Regions from separate parts of the Homo sapiens genome. Here region 2 is linked to region 1. Evidence: read pairs that join two places in POLR2A ChIA-PET (ENCODE). Cell type or tissue: PC-3. All regions are shown on one strand. Each heading gives the region's core, and the rest is flanking DNA. Links, peaks and the distances in the headings are about the cores only. Region 1 has its middle 5.6 kb from the start of CXCL8. Region 2 has its middle 30 kb from the start of UMLILO.

Region 1 (2,910 bases), core at 1-2,500:
CTGACTGTCTCTCAGTTACCTCATCTGTAAAAATGAGAATAACACAGTTCCAAAGGATCACCATGAGAATTAAATGAGGAAACATAATGAAAATGCCCAGAATGGCACCTGGCACATTGGAGGTACTCAGTAAATGTCTGCATCTTTTTCCTCTAGACTATCACTTCAGTCACCCTTATCTTTTCCTGGAGTTAGAGCACCACATTTCTTTTTAAAAGCTTACCACTCAAAAAGTAAAGCTGTATTAACACAATAGATCTCTTAAAGCTTATGTCTAGATGCTTTATTTTCTTCCACTATATAAGCTTTCTTTTTTAATGCCTAACAATTCCATTTGCATTCACATGTAAAAAAATGTACTATAACCATTAATATGAATGCCATTTCTAATACTATCCAAATCGGTGGAGTTTGGAGTTTGAAGTTTGAAGTTTAGGTTTAGGGGAAGACACCAGTTGTGTAAACAGGCATTTATTAAGGACTTAGAAAGGCTAAGATCAGCCAATCTTCAATATGAAAAAAAAAAGTAAATATTTACTTGTAGCTATTTCTTTTCTTTGTTAAATTTATTAAAAAAAAAAAAGGGCTCACTGTGGTGGCTATGCCTGTAATTTGGAAGGCCAATTCAGGTGGAGCACTTGAGCCCAGGAGTTCAAGACTAGCCTGGGCAACATGATGAAACTCTGTCTCTACAAAAATATACAAATATTAGCCGGGCGTGGTGGTGCATGCCTGTAGTCCCAGCTACTCAGGAGGCTGAGGTGGGAAGATCACTTGAGCCAGGGAGGTCGAGGCTGCAGGGAGCTGTTATCATGCCACTGTACTCCAGCCTGGGTGACAGAGAGCCTGTCGCAAGAAAAAAAAAAAAAAGTAAAACAAAATTATGTGTAGACCTAATTTCTTTATTAGATTTATTCTAAAACACTTAGGCATTATTTACTCCAATGTTTACAAAAAAAATGTATCTTTGACATGGCAGTGATCACGTTACATGTTACTAGTATTTCTTTCCAAAAAAATAGGAAATGAGATCACTTGGCAAAAAGGGAAGTTGCTATGTTAGAAATGACTGAACTGATGCGTGCATTTAATTGTGTCTTGTGGTAAACAAGACTCACACCAAGCAATAAGTCAAATGACTAAGGGAAAAAAAGAAAAGTTTTCATGCTGATTCAAAGGTGGTTATGATTCTGTAGTGATATGTAGTGATGTTTTTCTTATTTTCTCAAAAGTTTCTTTATTATTTTGATCTATTATTTTTATAAATAGATGTAAAATTTTTAAAAGCTCAGTTGAGATAAAACTCTTAGCAACTTGAAGAAAGTGACTTAGGGAAAAAAAGCAGTTACTATGCTATAATTTCTATATTTTGTTTCTCACAACTCTCCTAAAACTTTTATTTTTAAAGTTTTTGTTTCACAATATGAGCTTCATCTTAACTGCATCTTTCTCCTCACTTTGGCCTTGGGGTGACTGAAGTATTTAAGACAAAGTTTAACCCACATAGACATTCCACATTGATGGATTCCATTGAAATGATGAGCTCTCCACCCATTTGTGTAACCATTTATTGATATTTGTCTCACCCACTTGACTGGAAATTCCACAAAATCAGAGACTACAACTGCTTTATTTAGACTGTGTTCCAGCTTCCAGATTAGTGCCTGCATGTAACAATGTTCTACAAACATTTCTTGAATGAAAGCAGAAATTTCCCAGTTCTTGCAACCTATCCAAACAAGAACAATGTCAACGAAAGAAAACGAAAATGCTTATCTTTGTTTTTGTTCTCCCTTGGGGACAATTATTTTATTTCCATGAACAGAGAAGAACTTAGCATGGAAAATACAGTTTTAGTTAGTGCTCTAATTTAGCAGTGGTGGATAGATAAAGCAGTAAACTGTGCAGCCAAACAGCAGTTTCATTCCACTGGTGAATTAACCATCCGATATCTTCTAGGCTCCTTGAAGGCAAGGGTAAGAAATAACAGGTTAGGATACAGTGGCATAAAGGATGGTGAGCAGCATGCGGGAAGTCCTGGCAACTGAAGTCCACCACTGGGGGAGAGGCTCTGCTGCTTGCTCTTTCCCATCAACTGCATTTCACAGAACTGTGGAGACTCCAAGGGACCACACACTGTTTCTGGAGGCCAGAGAGTGAATATAAATGGTGTTCTATAGGTTTTGTCTAATTAACGTTGACTGTGCTAAGACTAAAACAGTTTAGCTTCCATTTTAAGTATTATCTCAGTGGTTCTTAACCTTTCTTACTTTAACCATTTAAGTCTTTGAAAATATAATGAAAGTTTTATACCTTCTGCTCAGCCTCAAGGATGAATGCTGGCATGAAGTTTCAGGGAGTTTACTGAACTCCCTTATAAACCCCTAAGGGCTAAAATCAGTAAAGGGTAAGTTGGAGGTATTACATTTGACAATAATGAGCTAATCCTATGTGTACTACCTTTAAGTCAAATCAATTGAAAGAGAAGTGGCATTTTCTGAATGGTGCCTGCTCTTTCTGGATATGTCCTGGACAGAATTCAGAAAACGTTTTTTGAAGTTTTCAAAAGAGAAAGTGGAGATGGATAAGGAGCAGAATGAGGAGGAAGAGAACACTCATGGTATATAAAGGCAAGATTTGAGTGACCTTTCATATTCTTGTGACCTATAAGAGTAAGACCCAAATCCATCTAGAAAAAGATCAAAACTGAGTACTACTTTCAACTGAGGTAGCCTCCTTCACAAATCTACTGAAAAGCAGTGTCAATGGCAAAAGGAGGCTGAAGAGAAGGGTTACATTTTAGTTCTTCCATAATTCTCTTCATTTCCCCAAAATAGATATATTCAAGAAAAGCTACATAATTATTTCACATAAAAAGAAAACAAAATTAAAAAATAATTCAGATTGTGT
Region 2 (2,924 bases), core at 172-2,671, 55 kb after region 1:
CCTTGAAATTTATTTTTTCTATCCTGCTGTAAGTATGTATCCTTTGGCCAACATCTCCCCCTACCCCCACCACCCCCAGGCTCTGGTAACCACCACTCCACTCTGCATCTATGTGATCAAATTTTCAAGATTCCACATATAAGTGAGATGATGCAGTATTTGTCTTTCCGTGCCTGGCTTATTTCACTTAACAGTTCATCCATGTAGTCACCAAGGCTGGATTTCATTCTTCTTTATGGCTGAATAGTATTCCGTTGTGTATATATACCACATTTTCTGTATTCATTCATCCATTGATGGACACTTAGTTTCCACCTAGGTTTCTACCAATACCCTCTTTGGTGTATTCTATACCAACCCTGGCTAGTCCCACAGCACTGCCACCAGATATTACTACTTAAGTGGAAATGAGAGCCCATTTCCTTCTATTAACATGCCATTAATACACAGAGAGTCGCTGCAGAGCATTTGCACATTTGCTGTTCCCTTTGCTTGGAATGTTTTTCACCCAGATATATATATGCATGCTCTCTCTCTCACTTCCTTCAAGTCTGAGCTCAAATATTGAATGAGAGGCCTACCTCCCTCCTTTTAAGATAAGCATTCTCCTATGAATGTGTATTTCTTCCTCAGCTATATTTTTTTCACAGCCCTGGTAACTCCCAACATATATACTTATCCAAATATATTCATTTGTTTTTATTTTTTGCTTGTGTCTGTGACTAGAATGCAAGCTCTAGAAGAGCAGAGACATTTATTTGTCCATTGTTGTATCCCAGATCCTATAATACTGCTGGCATATAGTAGGTGTCTAAAAAACACACACCTGTCTAATTTGTTGAATGCATTAATTAAATACATCCAATACATTTGATCATCCTTTAAAACAAGCTAAAACACTGGGCAGGTGGAAAAATAGTCAAGGTCATTTCTGCCACCTGGTTTTTCCTCTGCTATCCCTTCCAAAGGCTTGAAAATGGCTTCATCTCAAAAAACAATTACAGATCATGGACAATGTAAAAGCATATTTGTTCCTTATTTTCTGGAGATGACTATAAACCTGTAATTTTCCTAGAAGGAACATTTATAAGGTGTGTTTTAAATCTTTAATTGTTCTGATAGTGAAGCAGTGGCTAAAGTTTAGGGATAGAGGCTCGATGAGGAGGTAGCTGATATATATAATGACCTGCATCTCTCCATCCCTCCTTTATAAAAAATTCCAACCTTGGTTTTGTCAGTCTAGCTTAACTGGTCAAGTTCAGGAAGCTTGATAAAACTTTCAAAATATGAATAAATCTAACAGTTATTTAGATATTCTTCTCTTCCTCAAGCTCTGCTGGAGGTCACAAGAAATGTGCAGTGTAATTTCTTAGCTTGAGAGATCCCAAAGAGAATAAAACGAGAAGAGGAAGAAGATCATGTTGACTTGATCCTTCCCTCTTGGGTTTGGATGCAAGTGACTAACATTCTGGGAGCATTCCCAAGTTTTAGTCTCCTGAATGATCCTTGATAGAATACCCCCTCAGAGGAGATTTGCAAGGTATTTTATTGAGTTCCTGCTTGAGTCAGAAAGTATGTTCTGTTCAGGCGACTTGAAATCATTATTTCCATTTCCACGCCTAGTTTCTAGATAGCCTGGTGAACTCATCTGCCTGAATGTTCCATTCACATCTTGATAATTCCTTAGTCCCTGCATTAAACTACAGGGGGTCATGGGGCTGCATATACTCTTTGCGTGTATATATTAAATAATACTGGGCCAAGCAAAATAATTTATCTGCTTCATCCAGGAAATACCCTTTCCTGAAATTTAAGGCTGTGAGCCAGACAGCTTATTTATGAAGACTAAATAATTTCTCATCCAGACTTGCTTCAAGACTTTTGCTTCACTGTCCTCACTCATCTCTACTACCCTCCTTGCAGAACCTGCCTTAAAATCACTTAGCCCAGGTCCTGAAATGCTATAAACTCCTTGCCTGAATTTAGCATTTTGAGATATCACTAAAAATGGATAGTGCTTTAATAAACTTAACATTGTATGATCAATAGGAATGAATAGCCAACAGCCAAAGTGCAGTTTTAATCTGACCTCATTATTTCCTCTCCGAACTTACTCTTTCTCCTTTGATGACATTAGAATCCAACCAACAGAGTCCATGAAACAGAATTATTCTTCACTACTCCCTCTGACCTTCAATAACTAACCAATCCTGAAGTTCTACTAATTTTGTCAACTTTTCACTTTCAATATATTCCTGCTGTCTTCCCACTCTTTTTCATCCCCACTCCCCCACCCCCCGAATACTCTATGTAATCAACTCCACTTATGGCTGGTATAGTTGCAGGCTGGCATCATGTATGCTGCCTAAATCCTATTAAAAGAAAAACTTCAACCAATTTTTTTTTTCGGCAGTCTCGCTCTGTTTCCCAGGAGGGAATGCGGTGGTGCCATCTTGGCTCACTGCAACCTCCGCCTCCTGGGTTCAAGCGATTCTTCTGCCTCAGCCTCCCGAGGAGCTGAGACTACAGGCGCCCACCACCACACCTGTCTAATTTTTGTATTTTTAGTAGAGAGAGGGTTTCACCAGGTTGATCAGGCTGGTCTCGAACTCCTGACCACAGGTGGTCCACCCACCTTGGCCTCCCAAAGTGCTGGGATTATAGGTGTGAGCCACTGCCCCCGGGTGCCTAATCAAATTTCAAGGAGTTTAATTGAGCAATGAACGATTCACGAATTGGGCAGCCCCCAGAATCACAGCAGATTCAGAGAGACTCCAGCACAGGCACATGGTGGGAGATTTATGGACAGCAAAAGGAAAGTGAGGTACAGAAAAAGGAGGTGAAGTAGAGAAACAAGTGGATTGGATAAAGTTCTCCAGTTGCCTTATTTGACCAGGATTTGAGTAGTTGGGTGCATTTGATTA

What was found. ChIA-PET counts read pairs that join two places held together with the same protein. Peaks named below come from ENCODE experiments on the same cell type or tissue, not always from the same donor. Only the 100,000 strongest peaks of a DNase experiment are listed, where the experiment ranks them.
Region 2: POLR2A ChIA-PET joins it to region 1 with 6 read pairs; 5 of 35 experiments call an interaction of 5 or more read pairs at or near these places.

What each region holds. Positions count from the first base shown.
Region 1 is chr4:73,733,556-73,736,465 of GRCh38, reverse strand. No RefSeq gene overlaps it. Among named protein-coding and RNA genes, the nearest start is that of CXCL8, 5.6 kb to the left of the region's middle. In PC-3, for the core only: no CTCF peak of the experiment used is centred there; DNase peaks (open chromatin) are centred at 1,075 and 1,525; H3K4me3 peaks cover 405 bases; H3K27ac peaks cover 2,500 bases.
Region 2 is chr4:73,678,688-73,681,611 of GRCh38, reverse strand. No RefSeq gene overlaps it. Among named protein-coding and RNA genes, the nearest start is that of UMLILO, 30 kb to the left of the region's middle. In PC-3, for the core only: no CTCF peak of the experiment used is centred there; a DNase peak (open chromatin) is centred at 1,521; H3K27ac peaks cover 2,500 bases.